2 separate regions of the Homo sapiens genome follow, and region 2 is linked to region 1. A link is an interaction called in ENCODE POLR2A ChIA-PET data of the cell type or tissue named here. Cell type or tissue: Caco-2. All regions are shown on one strand. Links, peaks and the distances in the headings refer to the core of each region. The heading gives the core; the rest is flanking DNA. Region 1 overlaps DLG2 (discs large MAGUK scaffold protein 2). Region 2 overlaps DLG2 (discs large MAGUK scaffold protein 2).

Region 1 (11,376 bases), core at 2,296-10,295:
CGTAGGGCCAGCTTGCATCTCCTAGCCCAATCCAGTCACCAGGCAAGTGAAGGTCACATTCTTGTCCAGACAACTGCAGCTGGGACTAGTTTTGATCTCAGATTCCAGCACCTATAGGCACCAGAGCAGCAATTCTCAATCCTGCCCATTCTTCACCTGGGAAACGTTTTTTAAATGCAGGTGCCTCAACTCTACTTCAGACCTACTGAGTGAGAATCCCTGAAAGGAGCTACAGTTTAAAAATACCCTGCACAGCCAGAACTGAGAGCCATGGCCCACACAGCAGTCAGGCCTAACAGTGACTCTTATTTGGTGTCTTTCTGGAAAAGTCTGTAGGTGTATGCATATGGCACTTGGGACACATTGTAATGGATGCAGTGTTAGAGGACTGAGAAGCCCATGAAGCAAGCTGCTTTTTCCAGGGGAGACATCACTATTAGCAGAAATGGAAGAGACGCCCTGCCACTATGTGACTTGAGTGTTTTGATCTTGAGAGATTTGAACATACCTCTGAGCACACTCAAAGGAGATGTCTTAGTCCATCTGTGCTGTTATAAAAATAAAAACAATTCTGAGGCTGGGTACTTTATAAAGAGATTATTTTGGCTCACAATCCTGCAGGCTGTACAAGAAACATGGCACCAGCATCTGCTTCTGGTGAAGGCCTCAGTGTGCTTCCACTCCTGGCAAAAGGGGAAGGTTAGCGGGCATGTGCAGAAGTCAAACAGTGAGAAAAGAGGCAAGGTGGAAGTAGGTTCCAGGCCCTTTTTGGCAACCAGCTCTGAAGGAATTTACTCAGTGACCCCAGGGAGGGCATTAATCTATTCATGAGGGATCTGCCTCTGGGACCCAAACAGCCCCCATTAGGCCCTACCTCTAACAGTGGGAGAAAATTACAACGAGAAGTTTGGCGGGCAAAAATATCAAAACTATAGCAGGAGGTGTTCCAAAAGAATTTGGGGGACTGACTCTATAAAGAATATAATACAGGTTCTTAATCATCAATGACAGTCAATAAGGAGACAGGAGAAAACACCAGTCTTAGCCTTTGTTCCCGACAAACAGACTGGATAACTTCCATCAAGGTGAATCTGTATATTACATGCTATCTCCACATCCAGAACTCTTGTATACTGTGAATAAGAAAATCTTAGTAAAAAGAATGACTTTCAGCCGGGCGCAGTGGCTCACGCCTGTAATCCCAGCACTTTGGGAGGCCGAGGTGGACGGATCACCTGAGGTCAGGAGCTCGAGACCAGCCTGGTCAACATGGCAAAACCCCATCTCTACTAAAAATACAAAAAATTAGCTGAGCATGGTGGCTCGTGCCTGTAGTCCCAGCTACTTGGGAGGCTGAGACATAAGAATCACTTGAACCCAGGAGGCGGAGTTGCAATGAGCCAACATCACACCACTGCACTCCAGCCTGGGTGACAGAGTGAGACTCCATCTCAGAAAAAAAAAAAAAAAAAAAAAAAAAAAAAAAAGAATGACATTCACTTAAGTTATGTAAGTTATGCCTGAGAAGCTAAAACCATTTCTGTTTCTCAAGCTTTTCCACTACAAAAGGTACTCCAAGTGTATTGTGTTCTTTACCTTTTTCAAGATTCTCAAAAGCCCAGGGAAATAATAATTACAACCTACAGATGGAAGAATGAGGTTCTAAAAGCTTCATAGGCTTAGTAAAGACTATATAAAGTAACTTGGGAAAGCTCACAGAGCTAAGAAGTGATGGATCTCTCCCTGAACCCATATCTGACAAAGCCAATGCTGGTAACCACCACACTGTAAATACTTACATATCTCCAGAATTCACAGTCCGTCTTGAATATTAACACATTGAAATGAAAGAGTAAGTAAAGTTTAGGATTATCTTTGACTCCCTTCTTCAGCCCTCCCTTTTTTTTTTTTTTTTTTTTTAATTACCAGAGAGTAGGGCCAGGGAAGAAGCTTCTCTAACTCAAGAACCCTCTCTTCTGCTGCTCACCAGGTCTGAATAGCCCTTGTGAAGGCAGCATTTGAGAGAACTTCTCTGCCACATGCTGATTCCTCTCACCGCGGGAAGAAACCAACCTACCCTGGGGAGCCTGAGAGCTCTTTGAGTATCTGGGGGTGAATCAACTAATCTGATTAATTGTTTTCAGAGGTGAGGAGCTGGGTACTGAGGAAGGGAAAATTTTGATGAGAAAGAATCTGGGCCTTTAGCATGTGAAACATGAGGCTCAGAATTTAATGACTTGTTCAAAGGGAGATTTTTAATAGACATGCTTTAACCAGCTATTTTGGACATCTTATACAGGTGAGAAGAGAAGGGGGATAGCAGTTGGCCAAGCTATAAGGACACTTAAAAGGACACTATAAGACTGCAAACCAGATCAGTGTGAACGTACAAGTTAATTAACTCATTTAACAGACCCTTACTATTGAGTAACTACAGACATTTTTTATTTGCATGGTTCCAATATGCATGAATTTTCATTACCATGATTTGAGTAGTTCCAGTCCCCCAACAACACAATTCAAACTTTAGCTACCACAATATATTAAGTATGAGTGATTGCATAAGGCACAAACCTGCTACTAGCTCTTCAATTCACAAATTTCTACACAATAACACATGCGCATCATCATCAGTGACTCACGTCAGTTCTTTCAAGGTCTGTCAGTGACTGGTCACTGAGCACCTGCTATTCACTTCACAACACAGACAGTAAAGCATACTTGTTTTGCCTCCTTGTCTCCAGTGATAAATCCACAGACATTTTACAAAAATGGATAATTCAAAGAGGGACTTTGTCAGCAATGAGGAAAGCACAGCAAGAAAACAAAAAGTTATAATGCTGTAAGTGAAATTTAGATGCGACAACGAATTATAGAAGATACAGCTGACTATGGGAATGTCGACCTCAACGCTCATTGAGAAATTCCACATATGCAGCCAGAGGAACTTACTGAAGGCAAACTTATGAATATAAATAAAGAAGGTGGCTGGGATATAAAGGATGAAAATGTCCCAGAGAATATGATACTGGCAAAAAAATTTACATTGAAGAACTCTTGTAGGTATTTCAAAACACAAAGTGCAAAGGATAAAAGGTTGCCAGATGATTAGAAAAAAGTGTGACAGTTTGCCAAGGCATATAAAAAATACTTGCTCTGTATCACAAGTTATATGACTGACAAGAAGAAAAAGGCAAGTACTATTCCAACTACTCTTTTTTCCAAAGAAATATAATAATTTTCACTGTTTCTAATATTTTAAAGAATAGCATACTAATAAAATATTATTTTACTATTTTTTATTTCCCTATATATCTAACAAAAAGATAATTTTTAACGTTTTGACAAAAAACTGGAAAGTTTATGGGTCAATCATAGTTTTTCTCATTGATCATTATGGTTTCATTCTTATGGTCTCCCACTGCCATGCAAAGTAAGAATTTTCCTGTTTTAAGTGCCAAGCATAAGAAGACATGGTCCCTACCCTCATGGTGGTCTTACGGCAACAATTAATTCTAAAAATCTGTGATTGTTCTATTTAATAAGGGTGCTAGCCTAGCTCAAGGCACTCATAAAGCCTGTAGAGGAGTTGTGGGAAGTAAATTTGGTAGGGGATATGGAGAAAGTAGCAAAGGAAGTACTGATGGGGGTGAGCTCCAACTCTGAGGAAAATGCAAATCTCTCCAGTCCAGCAAGTTTACCTCCTCACCTCCAGAGGCGGGGTGGGGAGTGACTCCAGGCTGGTTTTTAAACTGGCTGCCAACTGCTCAGCTGTAATGCCAGATACATATTAATTGCCAACAGAAAGCAGAGACACAGGTTCAAGTTCCTTCTCAAAAGTAATACAGAAACTTGAAATGCTAACAAGTGCCACCTTCAGCCAACTTAGGTGAATAAACTTTCTTAAAATCAGTACAAAATGTTTGGATGCAAGTCTCTTAGTCCCCAGAGCCACAGAAATGCAAAGAAGCATCAGGGGCTGTGACAATATATGTTCTTAAGGAAATACAGTTATAGGAGCATATGAAATGACGCATCTGGCTTTATGAGCTGGCAATGATTTTTAAGTCCAGAACGTATGTTACATTGCACTGTTTTTCCATCATAAAACATTTAAAAAATTTTATTTATGGCCCCTACCAGAAAGATGTGTGGCTATGTTACATGCATGTGGATGCAATTAGGAACAAAGCCACTAAGAGGTAGAAGGTTCATTAGGATTCATCTTGTCCAACTTCTCATTTAAAAAACAACAAAACGGCCAGGGGTGGTGTCTCAAACCTGTAATCCCAGCACTTTGGGAGGCCGAGGAGGGCAGATCATTTGAGGTTAGAAGTTCGAGACCAGCCCGGCCAACATGATGAAACCCCATCTCTACTGAAATACAAATATTAGCTGGGCATGGGGGCGGGCACCTGTAATCCCAGCTACTTGGGAGGCTGAGGCAGAAGAATCGCTTAAACCCAGGAGGCGGAGGTTGCAGTGAGCTGACATCGCACCACTGCACTCCAGCCTGGGCAACAGAGTGAAACTCTCTCAAAAAATAAAAATAAATAAATAATTAAATTGAAAACAACAAAACAACAAATGAGGTGAATTTAGTCGAAGGAGGCCAACTGCCTAGCTCCATAGTCAGATTCCTGCATCATAATAACAACAGCTGACATTGAGTGAGTATTAGTTTGTGCTGGGTGCAATGCTGTGGGTTTTACCAAAGAAGCATTATCTTGGGGGGCCAGAAATAGTGGCTCACGCCTGTAATCTCAGCACTTTGGGAGGCCAAGGCAGGTGGATCACCCGAGGTCAGGAGTTTGAGACCAGCCTGGCCAGCATGGTGAAACTCTGTCTCTACCAAAAAATACAAAAATTAGCCAGGCATGGTGGCACATGGCTGTAGTCTCAGCTACTCAGGAGGCTGAGGTGAGAGAATCACTTGAACCTGGGAGGCGGAGGTTGCAGTGAGCCAAGATCGCACCACTGCACTCCAGCCTGGGTGAAAGAGTGAGATCACATCTCAAAAAAAATAAATACATAAGTAAAAATAAAAAGCATGAACCTCAGAAATTGTAAAATAGTTACTACTACCATTATCATTTTACAGGTTTATGTTATTCAGCTAACCATGAGAGAGCTGGGATTTGAATTCAGGCAGAATAATCTGAGCTGACATTCTTAACTATGAAGCTATGATTGTTAAAAATTATCCTTTCCAGTTACTTAACTATGTGGCCCAAAATAAGGTAACCGTGCCCCCTGGAGGATGTTAGAGTCTAGCTTTCCATATACTACTACTAATCTTTAAACAACCACCAGAACGTACTACCCATTTTACTGATAAGAAAACTGAACGCGTAAAATAAAATGGTTTCCCAAGGTTGCACAGTTTATGATTGGTGAAAGCAGAATTCAACATTCAAGTCTGTCTGGTTCTTTCACACACATAAGCCTGGCTCCCTGGATTAGAACTAGGCTCTCCCGAAGCACGCTCTCTGGTTTCTGTTTGAACAGGACTTGCATACATTAAATGTCTGATCTGAAATCAATGTGGATCCAGGTATTGCTGGAACCAATTTAAGTCTAAAGCAAATATTTCACATTCCTTAATCAATCTCTCTCTCCGTGTGTGTGTGTGTGTGTGAGAGAGAGAGAGAGAGAGAGAGAGAGAGAGAGAGAGAGAGAGAGAATATCAAGAGTCTAGCAGTTCACATGAGATAATCCTGCTGAAGAGGCCAGTGGTAAATCAAACTCAGAGTGTGATTCTGAGGTTGCATTTAGTTGAAGGAGGATAAAAATTCACTGATTGTTGTTCTCACAGAACACAGATAGCAACAGACATGAAAACAGAGCCACTGTAGAAAATGCCTGCAAGCAGTGGCTACTAACAAACGGCAGGGAAAGGCTGTTTTAGGAAGGAAAGGGAGGAGAATCTGCTGCCCTCTTTTCATTTTACTGGCCACACCTCCCCCACATGGTCTGTCAAGAGAAATGGGTCTGAGAAAAGCAGCATGATTCTCACCACAGCTCTTTAGCAAGTTTCCAGGGGTTTTCAGCATAGCAGGCAGCTGCTTCCCAAATTCAGCTCTGTTCCCTCCTCCTGGTTGAGCTGCTTGGTGTATAAACTCCGCCTGGCCAGCACACACCTCCTGACGCTCTTGAGTGGTGGCCAAAGCCTGTTAGGAGTGAAGCAGGTAGGGCTACCTTCCCAGGCTAGTGGCAGAGCTAGTTTGAGATGCTTTGCAACACAAACAAGCCAATTTGAAAGATGGGATTATTTTCTCCGTTTTAAACGCTGTAACAAATCACTTTCCAGATGTTGGCTATCTCACTCACCTCTTTTTCTTTCTCTTCTCAGTTAAAAAGGCTTAGTCCTGGAAAAGTCGAAGAGGTGAAAACCTGCCTGGGGAGGCTGCTGAAGGACGCCAGGAAGAATTCTTATCTCCAAATTCAATCCTGCCTCCCAGCTAGCTGCTGGTGTTTGAAATTCCAACTCTGAAGTGGTAGTCTGGTATCTTCTTTTAAAATGTGGAAGAGAGTAAACAAAGTTATTCACAGCGTAGTGTTAATTCTTCAGCTGCAGGCTGGAATCTGCTGGCTCCCCTTAGGCAGGAAATGCCTGCTTAAATCGTCCCTTAGGTGGGAAGAAAATTCAAAAAGGGAAGGTTTATGGAGGCGGACTTTCACTAATTTCACCTTTTTGCGTGGCAAAACCAAGTCAAGAAATAAGGTCCTCTCAATCTCAGAAATTAATCTTTGTCTTCATTTAATTTGAACCAGGAAAACTTGTAATGCCAACATCAAGACTTTGTTAGTTAAAGCTTTTCTTAATATTTTAGGATGAATAGCTAAAACTTGGAAACCAGGACGATTTAGATTCCTTCCTAAAACCATTTTCCAGGTACGCTTAAGGACTTTTGTTTTGATGTGTGCTATATATGCATTTGAAGCCAAAGCACAGATGTTGATATTCATGTTTTAATGGTTGGTCATTTGATTAAGCGGAGCTCAGACATTTTCACTTTCCCTCTCAATATTATCACTGCAGTTCGGTTTAACAAGGCACTATTTCCCAGCACGGTCTACTGCTACCCAAATCAGCTGTGGTGGTCACCATGGTAACCACCCACTCATTTTTCCCTGTTATTTCACTTTATAACACTTAAAGAGCAGTGCACAGGCTAAAAAACCCTATGAGGGAAAAAAAAGTCCCTCAAATAGGAGTCAATCAAGCTCACCTGAGATGCAAAGTCATCTAAGTGTAAATGTTTTATTTTTTAAAAAAAATCAGCTGTGAATGTATTCATCAGAAACAAATGATCACTAGGAAAACAGCACTGAAAAGTTGAATCTGCTCATTGCTTGGAGACTAAAAACATTTTAAAAGTGTTTTTTAGGGATAAAATGGGGTTAACACTAACATTTCTAACTAATCTTGACAAAGGGCTTCCCTCGATGGGATTGAAAGCTGTGGAAGTCTCCAGGGTTTTAGGTTAAATCATAAAACTAAACAAGGTCTGTTTAAACCACACCTACGAGCTTGGGATTGTATTTTTCTATATGAATTTCCTTCCCTCCCCACACAAAAATATTAGGAGAAAAGTTTTTTAAAAAGAACTTTCTTTCAAAGCAGTATTTTGCTCATTTATTTTATGATTGGTTATTGAGTCTGCCAATCATACGTCTAAATGACAAGGAGGTATGGGAAATCAGATGAGTCACTGAGCCAGGCAGGAAGGCAGGTATTCAATCAAATCCCCCCAAAAGATAAGGGCTGCACAAGTGTAGACCTGTAGACCATCTCTCTGTTAGACACAGGTATTTGACCATTGCCAAACAGGTCAGCCACAAGTGGAAGCTAATCTTGACAGCAAGTCAGTTATTGCAGACCCTGAGAGACATCAGATCTGCCTGAAAACAAACAAACAAACAAACAAACAAACAAACAAACAAACAGTGCTTTGAGGAGTATCATGAAGACTTTCCGTTTCTCTGCAGGCATCCTGATAGCATGCCCCTTTTGGCTCCTAGAAAGACAATAATGACCCCTTCAGATGAACACTCTCTTCCTGCCCACAAATGCCTGTTGCATCTAAGACAGGTGTCTTACCTCTTCCCAATCACCACCACGGATAAAAAATAATTGAAAATGATTCTCCCACCATTGCAAAATGATTCTACTACTTCTAGTAGAGAACTTCTGGTTTTCAGGGATCAGGACTCTCCAATTCCTCTGCTCACTGAGGTTGAGATTCAGTGTTGTTTTAACAATATAAGAGCAGCTCCTATCACTTTTCAAACTGAACAAGCTTATTTTCATAGCCTCTACATAGTCTACATAGATAATTTTATTCAACACAATCAACAGTCCACTCATTCCCTGGTTGAGATTGCCTAGGGACAGATTTTGAGGGTGATGCCGATAAGTAAGTTGTAAGGGACCTCTTAAACAGACAGGAGACTTGAGGGACCCAGGGTTCCAGAGTCTGTCCTATGTAGAGGCCACAGTGATTGTTGTTCACAGCCATTATCAGCTGGTCCCTCTCCACCTTCCACTCCCCACCACCCAAGGCTAATGTGGTGCACAGGGGAGAGGTTTATAGGGAAAACTCAGTGGATTCAGGTGCAACAGGTGCCCTTGGACTGTGAGTAATGCAAATATTGACATCTGGAAAGCCTGGAAGAGTCATTATTACTTGGCTCCCCTTTGCCTTCTACTGGACACCTCTTCCTTCCCAAAAGTTCCCAGGATTTCTTTGTGACTTTTCCAAAGCTCCCTGCTTCCTATTCTGTTCAAAAGTCTCTCCAATTTTAATATAGTCCATGTAAAATATAAAATGGGTGGAGTGGATGGAGTGCAAAGCTATCAGATTTGTTATTTGATTTAAAGTTTAAGACTAGGGAACATGGAGACTTGGTTCTAGTCCAACCTCCGAAAAATCCACTTCGGTGATTTTAGTCAGATTATTTTCACTTGGCTTTTTCATCTATCAAACTATAAATTTAGTGAGATCAAACAAAAGGAAGTTCTCTGTAAAGTTAAAAGTTTAGTTCAAATTTTAAAGGCCACAGAACTATTATACAGCTGAAGTCATACTATAGATTGGAGAGTTCAGCCAAATTCATGGATTTTACAGGGCATAAAGTCTTTGGTTAGTGGTATCACAATTGTAGTGATATGAACTAGAATCTTCAGCCTCAAACCTCCACATCTAATCAGGCACCAAATCCCATTAATCTTACCTCCAAAATGTCTCTCTACTCTGTATGTCCCTCTGTTGCCACTGCCACTGTCATGAATGCTACTCTCTCCAAACTTGCTCCTTCCCTCTTATGTCACGTTCCCTTAGTGCATTAGCCACACCAGCAGTCAGAGGACTCCTTCTAAAATGCTCACCTGATCTTGTCTCTTCTCTGTTCAAATCCATTGCTGACTCCCCATCAACTAAAGCGCAAAGCCCATGTTTTTAGTAAAGCACATGACACCTTCACAATTTTGCTTCCCTAATAGCCTCTCTTCTCACCATCTTCTTCCTAGAAAACTTGGTGACTTTATACAGACAGCTCTTTCTTCTTTTTTGTACACTCACTTTATTCATTCTTCTAAAACACACTCAAACACTGCTGCCTCTGGGAATCCTTCCAAACCTCACAGACTGAGATAATGACCAACCCACTATTCCCATAGCATTTCCTATATGCCTGTTATTCCAGCATTTCTCACACTATCCTGCAATGTTTTGGATCCTTGCTTGGCTGAAGGTTCCACTGGTATGACCCAACATAGCATTTCTGATGGCCTGGTTTGAATAACTCACAAAGGACTTTGCACAAATCCCGGACACATCTAAGCAGTTCTGGGGCAAGGAGTCATTCTTCCCCTGCTTTCAGCAATGTCATGCCAGCAACACTCTTGTCTTAGGCCTAAATCACAGGGCCTTCCTCCTTGAAATAGGTTCAGTTCCTGGGAATCCATTTGGTCCCTGCACTTTAACTTACAACTGAACAGGGATTTAACAGCACTTATGCCAGTGTTTGCAAAACCGTGATACACAGTTGTCTTGCCCAGGAATAAATTAAGGTTGGTAGAATATTGTTGTCCTGTTTTATTTTTCTTTCTTTTTTCTTTTTAAAATTCTTTCCTTCTACAATGCAGGCATGATTATAAGCATTGTTACTTCCACTAGGTAAGTTCCAAGATATGCTACTGTGAAGATATCTTAATAAATTATTTTAGACAATGCTAGGTAAGAAAAAGTCCCACCCAGGAAAGACATGTGTAAGTCTGTAAAGTATATATTTCTTATTTATCAACTGCTTAACAGGCAAAGTTAAAGGTTTAAATTCTGATGTTTGGACGTTCATTGCCACTAAGGATAATATTGTAAGTTATTCTGCAAATGACTCTAAATACAACATTTAATGGTGGGGTGGACATCTTTCATTCAAATCTAAAGCTAAGGAAGGGAAGTGGACCTTATTAGGCAGAAGTTTCCTGTGGTACTTGTGACAGTTACTGAATGAAAAACAAAGGTAGAGTTTTTCAAAAGCATATTTCAAGCATACAATCTCCGTGTGGGACAGCCCGAGCCTTCCTGAAAATGAAGCACTCCAAGCTTCCTCAGGTTAATCAAGTCTAATAATACAGGAATTACTCTTCCTCAGCTGGGTACTTAAATCATGAGCCTGGAGATAGTACACATGTGGAGGACCTTCCAAAATGGACTATAAATCACATCACCTTGCATTAAGTTCTTCAAACCAGCTGGACCAGCCTTCACCATTCTCTGTGAGCTGAAAAATACAGGATCATAGTTCGCAGGGCTGCAGATAAAATTCTGCAGCAGTCAATTCGGTGGAATTGATGAAGGTGGCAGTAAATTCAGTGGAGATTCTATACATTAGACTCCAGTCTGGGCAAAGTTGAATTGGCAGTCTTTGTGCATCTTAATAATTGAATGTTTTATAGTGAATCTGAGTTGCCCATTTCTATACAGATTCATTTATTGCTAAATGAACATATGACCATTAAAATATATCTTCATTTAAGAAGAGTGAGCATGAAAGCATGATACTTTATACACAATAACGTCAGATCAGAAACCAAGTCACTTGTATCAGAAAAGTAAACCGCTTTATAGAACCAAAAATAAAACAAAACAAACTTTTTTTAATTGTAGAAACAATTGGAGTTTACTAAGTAAAAATACAAGAGATTTTTAAAGAAAAGATATTAGAACAAAATAGATATTGCTACTCAGGGTCAATCATTGTGAGTATATTTGTCATTTCCTTCTAGGTGTTTTTTTATGGTTTTTTTTTTTTTTTTTTTTTACAATGTTAAGGTCACACTATATCAAAAAAATGTTCACTTTACTGTTT
Region 2 (11,376 bases), core at 1,889-9,888, 260 kb before region 1:
AGTAAAATGTATATCACAGAATTCTGTAGGGAGTCCCCTGGCAAGTCAGCTGTCACAGGAGGTACTCCACATGCTTCAAGGGAATTGATCTTTTTCCCTCTAGGAGTAACAAATTAATGTGATCAACTTAGGAATTAGCCTGAGTCCTTGGCTTAAATATATTTGTAGGAATTTAGGCAGGACCAAGACAGGAAAGAAGAGATTTCATTTCACCAGCAAGTCCATTCAGTCTCACCAGAGCAATCACCAGCTGAAAAGCAGAGGGGGCTTCACATAAAAATGGGAAAAAGAAAGCTTATGAATGGGAAAAAAATGTCTCTCTCCAAACCAAGGTGATGGCATGGCTTCAATGAGGAGGAAGAGGTTTGCTATCAGAATAATTGGGGCCAGAGTCTGCCTTTATTGAAAGAAAATGTCCTCAGAGCCATGCGGTAGTGCTGGGAGTGGGCTCGCTTAGGAGCAGTGTTCAGGCAGAGGCACTCAGGCGCCGGCAGGGCCCACAGCACATGCATCATCGCTGCCAGGGCAACGGTGCAGGCTGGCTCCGGGAGGCGGGCTGGAGCAGGCTCCAGGTCAGGGCCTCACGCTCAGCTTTACTTTCTGGGCTGAGTAGGTGAAACGGCGACCTAAAGTATTTGTGTCATTAGTCCAGTGCATGGACTTGCTGTCTGAATCAGCCATGAGCCCTTTAGAGGACAGAAAAATCAATACAGGGATGTACGGGAGAAGATGATCAGAGATTTGAGGAGAGGAGAAAGGACAGAAGAGGAATAAGAAGGGCAGAGAAACAGAGACTAAAGGAGAGGTGGACAAAAAGAGAAAGGGAATAGAGAAGGATTATAGGAGAAAGTCAACAACTCAGAGATGGTGGGAAGGAGGAATAGGAAAAGGAGAGGAACAAAAAAAAAAAGAGATGGAATTAGTCGGAAGTAGAAGGAGGAGGAGAGTAAGGAAAAGAATGAGAAAAAAAGTAGAGTCTCGAGCCAGAGGTTGGAGAGTTCTTTCCTGGCTCGGAGTCCTGAAGGGCCGGCAGTAGGATCTAAGACAGCGCACAGAGGCACCCGAGTGCAGCTTTGTGAAGACAGGCTCTTTAAGCAGACAGAGCCAACCCAAGAATTTGGGGCTGGGAAAAAAGGCCTGCAAATAAATAGCCAAGAAATCCCGCAAAAGGCCTGCAAATAAATGGCCGACAATTCTGTGGGAGGAGAGCAAAAAACAAATGCCTCTGCACTTAGCTGACAAATGGAATTTTGATTTTGGTAAAGCTGAGACCCCCGTGGTGCTACACATTGTACCAGAGCATGAAAAATAGCACCAGTTACACGATCTGGCACTTTTCTGAAAGGGCCCAGCATGTGTGAAGGTGACATTGCACCCCCAGCAAGCCTTCAGGTTGGAGAGAGCTCTGGACAAAGTTTGCAGTGTTAGCACCAGTCTGGCCCCAGGCTCCGAGTGCATTTGCACCAGATGTAATCTGGGTAACTTTCATGCCATTTCCATACAAGTCATCAGATTTGCTGCAAAATACACCAGTTCATTGGAGCCATAGAGACATCAACATTGGGAAGTGCAAGACAACACAACAAATGGAGGTGTAAATTCTATTGGAAAAGACCCTCTCACCAATTTGCTTGGTGATTCTTCAAGCAAATATATATGTATCTATATATTTATATAAATCTACATAAAAAAATCAGTGCAAATGCCAATTCTAATCTGAAAGCATCTACACTAGGAAAATAAATAGTTATATTACTACAAAACCAAGGGTTGGTGGTTCAATTTGATTGTACTTAGCCACAGCAACACTAGTAAATGGAAAGCACATCACACGACCCGCGAAAACATCTACTCATTAATGACAGTCTTTTAAATAAATGGTTGCATGCTCAGTTGAGAAACCAAAGAAGTTATCGTGGTGGCCTAAAAATAGAGCTGGGATCAGGAATGGCATTCTGGTGTCAGAAAACTTCTGGGAGCAATATTGATGAAAGTAGGCCTTGACCTGAAACTGGCGAATTGCAGACATGGACATATCTTTAACATTTTGAGCAATCTAAGGAAGTCTCTGGAAATTTAACTTTCATGAGAGGGAGAATGCATTGCTAGCCCTTCCATTGGCAAAGGAAGCCTCAGGACTATGGGAAGATGCATAATTTTGCATTTCTGTTTTGTTTTGGTGACTGTAGCCAGGCAGACAATGATGTTTAGCGTAAGATGAACAATGCCTGTTTTTGGAAAGAGACTCTCATTCTAAGCTCCGATGTTCTTACTGTGAAGAAGCCCCATCACTCTGATGGCTCTATCTCTTGCTCTCCTACCCAGCCTACATGCTGGTTTGCTGCACAGTGTGGCAGAATCCCTGCCAGGTCTGGATGTACCCCAGAAATAAGGCGATGGGGCTTAGTCTGGGCATGCACAGAACCCAGAGTAGAGTGGTTATTATCACTGAAAAGTCTCTCCCCAAACACCATGGGCAAAAGCAATGCTGATGTCGCCATCCACTCTAAAGTGGGAAACCAACTCTTCTAGTTCAGTTTATAGGCTTTGGGAGGTTTCTTTTTTTAAATCATCGTTATTATAATTGTTAAAAAATAAACTTGGTCCAGGTGCAGCTCCAAGAAAGGCAGTTCAGTTGGTTGAGCTCAAAGTCATTAATTGTCTTTCCTTGTGACTCTATCTCTTTGCTCTGTACATAGAAACAAAAAAGTCTGCACCCCCTCACCCCCAACCAGACACTTCTCTTCTCTCTCTTCCTCAAAGAAATAGTGCATCTAGGAACAGATCTCTCATTGGCTCTAGTACCATCTCTGGATGTTACAAAACTCTCAGTTACTCTGTAAAACAAAAAGGTACTAATCCTAATTACTCATTGTTGGCCAAAATGCTAAATGGTCCTTTAAGAATTGTATGTCAGTAACTAGGAACAAAGTTATTCAACTATTTGCATGGCAGGCTCAGGTTATTTAACTAGAGGAAAGCAAAAACTTCCCTTTAGATCATTTGCATAAGTTTGTCTCTGAAAAGCCATCAGCATAAAAAAATGCATTAACCAAATGTCTTCCAAAAATATCCATGAGGGCAACTCATTAAGGGATGTGCTGCATGAGAGTGTATCACTAATGTGGAAGGGAGGTAAGTGAGGAAGAAGTCTTTGTCAGACTTAAAAGGAACTCAGATGCTCTTAACAGATCATTGGCAACAAAAGGGAGAGTGCAACTTTCAGGTCTTGAATTTGATCATCTGCTGATGTTGCATACATTTAGTCTTTCAATATTAGTCTTTACAAAATATTTCACAAAACTTTTTTAACCTATAGAAATTTGTTTCTATACATTTAATATATTTTTATTGTATAAATTATTCTCATCTTTAGTGCCTTCTTTCAGTTTATAAATGGCAAAATAGGCAATCAACAATCATAAAGCTAATCCCAGGTGGAATCCCCTCCTGTCAGTGAGGTTAGTCCTCCATACACTTGCAAATTTTATGAAATTCTTGTCTTTGCAGATGCCAGTCAAAAAACTACACACTTATCCTTCCCTGATAGTATGTCATCTCCAAAGGGATTCCTTTCTTTTTTCCTTCTTTCTTTCATTTGCTTGTTAAGAAATCAAAAGATGTGCATAGTTATAAAATTCAAAGTGTACCAATTACAGATGTGGGTAATGGGAAGGCTGATGAGGTTCGAGTGCTGGCAATTTTTCTTTAAAGCAAAAGACACAGAGAGCTCTGCAGCTAAATCAGCTCTGGACATCTGCTGGGGTGAGGAGGCTCTCATCTCATCTCTTGGGCAGAAAGCCCGTCAGAGGTTCATCCCTACACCTGGCACTTTGAGCAAACCAAAGCCTTCCTTCATACTGCAATGTCTTTTCTGTCCCACCCTTTGGCCCCTCTGTTTCCTTCATGGCTTCATACAGTTTGTGTTGTACATTCGTAAGAATTCACATTGACTGCAAAAACATAAATGCAACAAAAACATAAAAGCCTCCAAGTAGTATGTTATATATATTTTGTTCTTCTAAATGCTCTTCTGTCGTTGTCAGAGGCGCAGTAGCTAATTTATAACTTTTCCTTTGAGGGAATCCAGATGAAAGGCCCAGATTGCTCTTCAATAACAAGCTTGCATTGGTTATATATATCTTCTAAAGTATCTCCTTGGACAATAGCTGTAACAAAAGCAAACACACCCAGAATTAGAAATAATTTCCTGGATGGTGAAGAACAATCATCACTTACACATTGGAGGCTCAAATCAGTAGCAGATGACTCATCAGGAAGCTTCATATCATTTTTCATTAGTAAGAAGAAGCAGAAAATTCATATAAGCAAAGTTACATTCATGATTTTAAGAAATGCTTTCAATGGATATCCTGGATCAGTAACAAATGATTCACAGTCTTTGCACTTTCTACATGTCTGTCTGTAGTACTGGACAATTTATCACTCATCTATTTAACCAATATTTTATGGGTGCCTACTCTGAGCCAGGCACTGAGCTGGGCAATGATCAATTTTCAGACTGAGAGCTCCCTATTTAGAAAAGAAAACTGGCCTTACAGTCTGTATATTTACTTATTTTGGCAGCAGCAGAAATTCAGATATTGTAGACACCGAGGAAATAATGAAGATTTTAGAGGGAAGTTTAGTTAGCCTCCCAACCCTCAAAGCCCTTAATAGGAAAACCCATTAATTCCCCAAATCTCTGGTAACTTGAGATTTTTACCATACAGAGCTATTCATATTGAGAATACCATAAGTCCACTATTTATAAGAAACATAAACAGGAAGAAATATAAACAAACTGCTCAGTTGTGTATCTCCTAAAACACTAAGTCACTTGGAGTAGATTTAAGTACATTTTATTGTCTCATTTGAACAAAAGTTATCTTGTAGAAAGATTTCCAAAACACATCAGTATTATCCATATGACACTAGGTCTTAAAAATAAATTACTACTGAAAGATGATTTAGATATTTAAAAACAATCCTCAGAATATATTATTGTATTGTATACAAAATATAAACCACTGTCAAAATGTACACTTTTGTTTCTCCTACCTGGATGTTCTTTTAGGATGAAACACAGCTCGTATCTTGGTTACTGACAGAAAGATTACTTAATATTACCTGATTCAAGATATTTACAAACTGCTAAGGCACTGACACTTTCTATATTCTGAATAAGGTAAAAAATAAAACATCTAACTTCACATATGGTAATCCAGGAAGAAAGTTCTTGGGTTTTTTTTTTTTTTTTTTTTTTTTTTGAGACAGAATTTCACCCTTGTTGCCCAGGCTGGAGTGCAGTAGCACGATCTCGGCTCACTGCGACCTCCACCTCCTGGGTTCAAGTGATTCTCCTGTCTCAGCCTCCCTAGTAGCTGGGATTACAGGTGCCTGCCACCACACCCAGCTAATTTTTTGTATTTTTAGTAGAGACGGGGGTTTCACTATGTTGGCCAGGCTGGTCTCGAACTCCTGACCTCAGGTGATCCACCCACCTCAGCCTCCCAAAGTGCTGGGATTAGAGGCATAAGCCCAGCTCGAAAGTTCTTGTTTTTAAACCTCCGGGAACCAGGTGTAAGGCAAATTTCACAAAGTCTGATTACTCAGTGTTCTATGAAAGTATATAGGAATACAGAACTCAGAACTCAGGCTCTCCAGAAGAAAACCTCTATTCCCCTTCATGTTTCCAAGGAAACATTTAAAAAGAAAAAAAAAGCAGTTTTGGTTGAGACTTGACACAGTGAACTGAAACATGAGGAAGTTTTAAGCATCTTGTTCAGGTGCTGCTGATAGGGACACTGATGAAAGCTCATGGAGCTGGGGACGGACGCCTCCAAGCTTCTTCTCAAGAGTAACTGCTTTGGACACTGACCATTTTGAGCCCTAAAATTTTGTTTTTCAAGTTTTCTGATGATATCAGGGAGATAGTTTAATGAGGTAGCAATGCCTCAAATCCTTTTCATGGTAGGAGATAGCTCAGGGGTATCTCCTGCCCATGGTTTTGGGTAGGGCTGGTGGGAACCTGGGAGCTGGCTGCAGCTGAACTCTCAGGAGAACCCAGGGTTTTACATCAAAATGGGTGAAGCAGAGGGATACTCCTTGTATATGAAACAGATATTAGGGATTCTCAACAGGAAGGTTTTAGGGCACAAGTACACCAGGCCCAGAACCCTCTCTGTGCCAAATGTCAGACAATTTATCCCCTTTCTCACACTACCAGGGTAAAAGTGAACTTACCTGTAAAATATTCTCCAAATTCTTGTTCTAGCTTAATTGCTCGATCATAGGTTTTCTTGGCTTGTTCCTCTGTTAGACGCTTATTCATCTCCCTGGGAAAATGAGGGTTTGTATTAGAACATAAAGGGAATATTCCAAATCCTAAAAAATTAAAATGTATGGCAAAAATAAATCCTACAGAAAACATAGTGTAATCTTAGCAACAGGTTTTTAGTCTTCATTCAGGACTCCTCTGTGCTGGAATAATTTCAGCAACAAGGACTCACGGCCAGAAAGCTCATTCTCTCAAAGGGCAGTCTCTTGGTCCCACATTGGATTGAAGCCAAATATGTCTCCTTATGATTTGTAGTCACTGGTCCCTGTTCTGCAGGGACCTAATATCCTCCATGGTAGGCCCTAGGATATTTAAGTAAAGTGCTTAAGTGTGTCTTGAGGCTTCTACTTCTTCAGAATAAACTGTCCTATTGCTTCATCTATCCCCTCATTGGATGTGATTTCTAAATCTGAACTTTCCTGACCACCCTTTCTTGGAGTTTGTTCTAGTGTATCTCAGACTTTCTGAAATGTGAGAGTAGAATGGTAGTTATCAGAGACTGGGAAGGGAAGGCAGGAGGGGAGATGAAGAGAAGCTGGTTAAGGGGTATAAAATGCAGTTATAGGAATATTTCAAAATAGCTAGAAGAGAAGAACTGTAATGTTCCCAAAACATTTCTGGTGATGGATATTCCAGTTACCCTGATTTGATCATTACACATTGTATACAGGTATTAAAATATGACATATACTCCAAAAATTTGTACAACTATTATATATAAATTTTTTTTAAAAGGCTCAAGGATAAATCAAGGTGGGAGAGAAATGAAAAATTCTTGAATTCTCTCTAAAACCTAATCTATTGATTCTTAACTACTGGCAGCTTTATCTTTCCGGGTCTTCCAGGTGTTAAAAAAAAAATGTCCTGCCAAATGCAATTTGGTTGGCTGATCAGGATGCATCACAGGTGCATGTAGAATTTCTGAAATCATTACCGTCTTGCATGCTGCTTAGGAAGCCAGAGATTTGGGTCTGGAACATCTGGCCTTAGTCAATTCCTTTCGAGAGCAAGTAACAGAGGCAAGAAGGGATGTGCTTAAGGCTGTGTATTTAACGAAGAGTAATCTGGGGTAAGAACTCAAGGTTTTGGTTTTTTAAACCAATTTTCAGTTAGACTTCCTATTATACCAAGACTTGATATCTTTCAAAAGAGGCTATTTGGAAAAAAAAAAAACAATATATTGACATTAGACATTAATGGCTGAAATACAAAGTAGTGAGAATTTCCTGAACTCTTGTTGCTAAACTCATCTTGTCCTGAGGGGTGTTATGTATAATTTTTCTTCCAAACAGTCTCAGCTGTACATGCTGTGAATGGATGTTACTCGTGGGTGGAGAAGATGCTGGGCTAAACCAAGGGACACTCTTCAGAGAAAGATAAATATTTGCTCCAGATGTCAAGAAATCATGTGGGCCAGGCACAGTGGTTCACGTCTGTAATCCCAACACCTTGGGAGGCTGAGGCAGGTGGATCACTTGTGCTCAGGAGTTCAAGACCAGCCTGGGCAACAGGGTGAAACCCTGTCTCCACAAAAAAAATACAAACATTAGCTGGGTATGGTGGCACATACCTTTAGTCCCAGCTACTTGGGAGGCTGAGGTGGGAACATGGCTTGAGCCCACGAGGTCATGACTGCAGTGAGCCATGATGGCACCACTACACTCCAGCTTGGGCTGGACAGAGCAAGACCCTGTCTCAAAGAAAGAAATCACATAGTTCTGGATCATCTTCGACCTGCCTTCCAAGAATTCTGTCTTCTCTGAATTCCCTTTTTACTGATTACAGCAATGACTTAGTTTAGGTTTTTATTCTCTGACCTGTGAATTTATTTTGTCTCCTTGACTGATCAGTAATTCTTTGAGGGCGAAGACCATGGCTTGTTTGTCAGCATGTGGCATGGAGACTGATTCAACATTTATTTGTTGAATGAATAGATGAGTAAATGAATGAATGAATGAACAAATGGGGAGCTAGATAAACATAATTATAAGATAGTTGAAGACAGAAGTAAACACAGAGCATCATGGGAGCAGGAAGGTAAAAGCAGATTGGAAGTGGCAGGGTGAAGGGAGATTGCCACATGGAAAGGGAACAGAAGTCAGATGGTGGCACAATATAAAAAGAACATCCCTTTCATACACATCTTTGATTTTATGCTCCTCTGAAGAGTCAGCTATGTATGTGCTAATAAGCTCTGTGATTTGATGTGGATGATGCACTTGAGAAATAATGTGTGTGATGATGTATCAATGTGTAAATGTGACAGCTGTCATGCTTTTGTTCCGGCTGACCTAGCATTCACTACTCTCTGGGGAATGGGCAATTCATGGCAGCTTTGCTCCTGGAGTAAAAGCCTTGGAAAAGAGTGAACTGTAAAGTAAACATCCAACCTTTAGTAGGTAGATTGCATTGGTCTGAATGTCACCATCACTGCACTTGAGACCCATGAATATGGCTGCAGCAAATTATGTCAGATTCACTGTCCTTATTGTGAAGTCCAGCCTTTAGTACATTTAACTTTCCTTGGTGATAAGTGGCTGTGACAGTGCCCTAAGGCATAACTAAAATAAGTCATCTCATAGTTGTGGAAGGCAGTAGACCTTCTCCTATGGAATGCCAGATGGGACTGTCTCCTAATATTGCACCGGACCAAATGTGCCACTGCTGTCGTTCCCTCAGGCCTCATTCCCCTGGGAAGCCATTTATCCCACTGAGTGTTTACAATATGAAGATTTATTTTTCTATTTCTGAAACAGGCCTTTAAGATGGCTGTTCCCAGGAAGTAAGGACTATTTTTCTTCTCATTAATGTTAGCATTACTTATATTTATGAGGCTCTTGACAGATTATAAATCAATTTTACATCATGAAATTTGTACTTGCTTAATTCACTTTGTGCAATGCCCGACATAGTATCCTATACAAGGAGAAATTTAATACATGCTATTGGGGATGATAATATTAAGAATCATTATTTTATCATTAGTACATATTTTTCCATGTGCCAGCCATGGGAAAAACTCTTTATATTATAATTTAATACCTAAATTCATGGGGCTGAAGGTACTGTCAGTGACCTCCCGATCTTACTTTTTTTATCCTGGTAAGAATCCTTGTCCATTTTTTATATATGGGACTATATTCTGCTTTCAAGGTACATCTCTGGCTATTTCCCCAGAGCTCAACTATGTATTTAACTTAATTCTCTCAGGCTGCCACTCCAGCTGCTGCAGTTTGCTTTGCTTCTTTGTCTTCAGAGGAGACACAGAACAGTTAATATCCTCTGTAAGCAATTGCTTTCACCACTGGGATTAAATAATTTCTGTTTCTTCGGTCCTTCCATAAACATTATTTTCCAGTACTCTGTGGTTCACTCCTGAACCCTGTCAAACACTATGGTCTTGAGGCCCAGATGAAGGCAAAATTTGATCAAGGCCCTCATGACAGACACATTGGCATTATCTCTTGCACTGTCATGGAAGAGGTACTGTTTATGTGTTTTATAATGATAAAATAGTTTTATTCCTTTATAATGAAGTAATTTTATATCTTTTACAATAATAATAGGTATTATTTATTGAGTACTTACCATATGCCAAAGAGTACATGAACAGCTTTACTAAATTCCTAATCTTGTTATTTAACCTTTATACTAGCTCTATGAGGTATTTATTAGTATGCCTCGTTTCGAGGTGAGGAGCTAAATCTTAGAAAGGTCAAGCAATTTGCCCAAGGTTACTTAACTGATCAGTGGCAAAGTAAAGAACCAAATCTTGCCTGATCAATTTTCAGGTCCCTGCTGGTAGCCCCTTTTCTGGTTACCTCTATCTACTGTAGCTTCACCTTTGTGAATGGGAGTTGCCTATACTGACTTTACAGTCAGATCGTGAATGTCTGCCCACTTTGTTTAATGATTCTTGAAAGAAGTTATTTCACAAGTCCTTTGGAGGGGAAAAAAAAAGAAAAAACCCTGAGTGCACAGGTATGAAGCTACTGGTTTAAGTTACAGATGTTTTACTGCCACGCCACTAAGAAAACTCTATTAAGAACGATGTTCTATGTATGTAAAGTTTTAATTAAGGAACATCAGAATTCTATTAGAGAACCAAGGAAAATGCCAATGAAAAAAGTCTCAAACGTTGTCTGCTCTCTCTATAAAAAATCTACACATTTAAAAAGATTTACTTATAGACCTGCCTCAGAAGTATGAGACAATTAAAAAATGATTGCTTCCTATCATTTGGAAAACAAAAGCAAACCAAAAAACCAAATCAAGCCAAGCTATCCTCAAAACAACAACAACAAAACCTCAAAAACTAACAAAGAAAACAATCCGTGAAGTAAAACAATAAAAATCAGGAAACATTATTGAAGATGTTTTAAGGAATTACTATTATTGTTAAAATGAGGGATGTTAAAAAAAGAAATCACTGACATTATGTTTCTAGTTGTTTAAAAGAACTTTGATATATCTTCAAAAAAAGAGAATGCTGAAAAATCAACAATGGCATTTCCCATTTGTAAGCATTCCCAGCAAAATCCTGTTAGTAATTTTCAGTATAATACAGAACAGGGAGTCAGTTGGATGAAGGCCTCCAATGCCCTCTACTCACATAAGAGGTTCCAGAGACCTGGGTTTTATGAAGATGGCAATGGGATAGAGCTGGGCAACTTGTAACCGCTTGATAGCATTTCCTGATACATCAAGTATACAGTGTTTGCCCTGGTAGAAAGAGAAGAAAAATATGAAGTTAATATAGGAAGCATGGCCATAATCCAACAAAAGGAAACTAATGTATGTAGGTTTTAGAGGAAGGTAGGGGATGCTGGATTTCTAAAGTCAGAAAAAGATCACTGCAAAGAGTAAATAAAAATCGATATATAGGGTCATCATTGAGTGTTTACAATAACTAATACTAACTAGCCCCTTACAAAGTGTCTGCTACTGGACTGGACATTTTACATATGTTCTCTCAGTTAAATACCTGATGTAACACACAAAGATGACATGCAGCCGTATGTTATGTGACTGAGTCT

What was found. Peaks named below come from ENCODE experiments on the same cell type or tissue, not always from the same donor. Only the 100,000 strongest peaks of a DNase experiment are listed, where the experiment ranks them.
Region 2: POLR2A ChIA-PET joins it to region 1 with 10 read pairs; 2 of 35 experiments call an interaction of 5 or more read pairs at or near these places.

The regions. Positions count from the first base shown.
Region 1 is chr11:83,718,840-83,730,215 of GRCh38, forward strand. All of the region lies in intron 18 of DLG2 (discs large MAGUK scaffold protein 2), which reads right to left. It overlaps DLG2-AS2 (DLG2 antisense RNA 2), which reads left to right. Exons shown (of 12, transcript NR_187249.1): 11 at 1,991-2,146; 12 at 6,353-6,551. Among named protein-coding and RNA genes, the nearest start is that of DLG2-AS2, 87 kb to the left of the region's middle. In Caco-2, for the core only: a CTCF peak has its summit at 5,267 (motif pointing left); DNase peaks (open chromatin) are centred at 5,462, 6,132, 6,482 and 7,759; H3K4me3 peaks cover 1,721 bases.
Region 2 is chr11:83,455,756-83,467,131 of GRCh38, forward strand. It overlaps DLG2 (discs large MAGUK scaffold protein 2), which reads right to left. Exons shown (of 28, transcript NM_001142699.3): 26 at 10,953-11,062; 27 at 6,247-6,338; 28 at 1-4,169. The coding sequence ends at 4,063. Among named protein-coding and RNA genes, the nearest start is that of CCDC90B, 180 kb to the left of the region's middle. In Caco-2, for the core only: no CTCF peak of the experiment used is centred there; no DNase peak of the experiment used is centred there.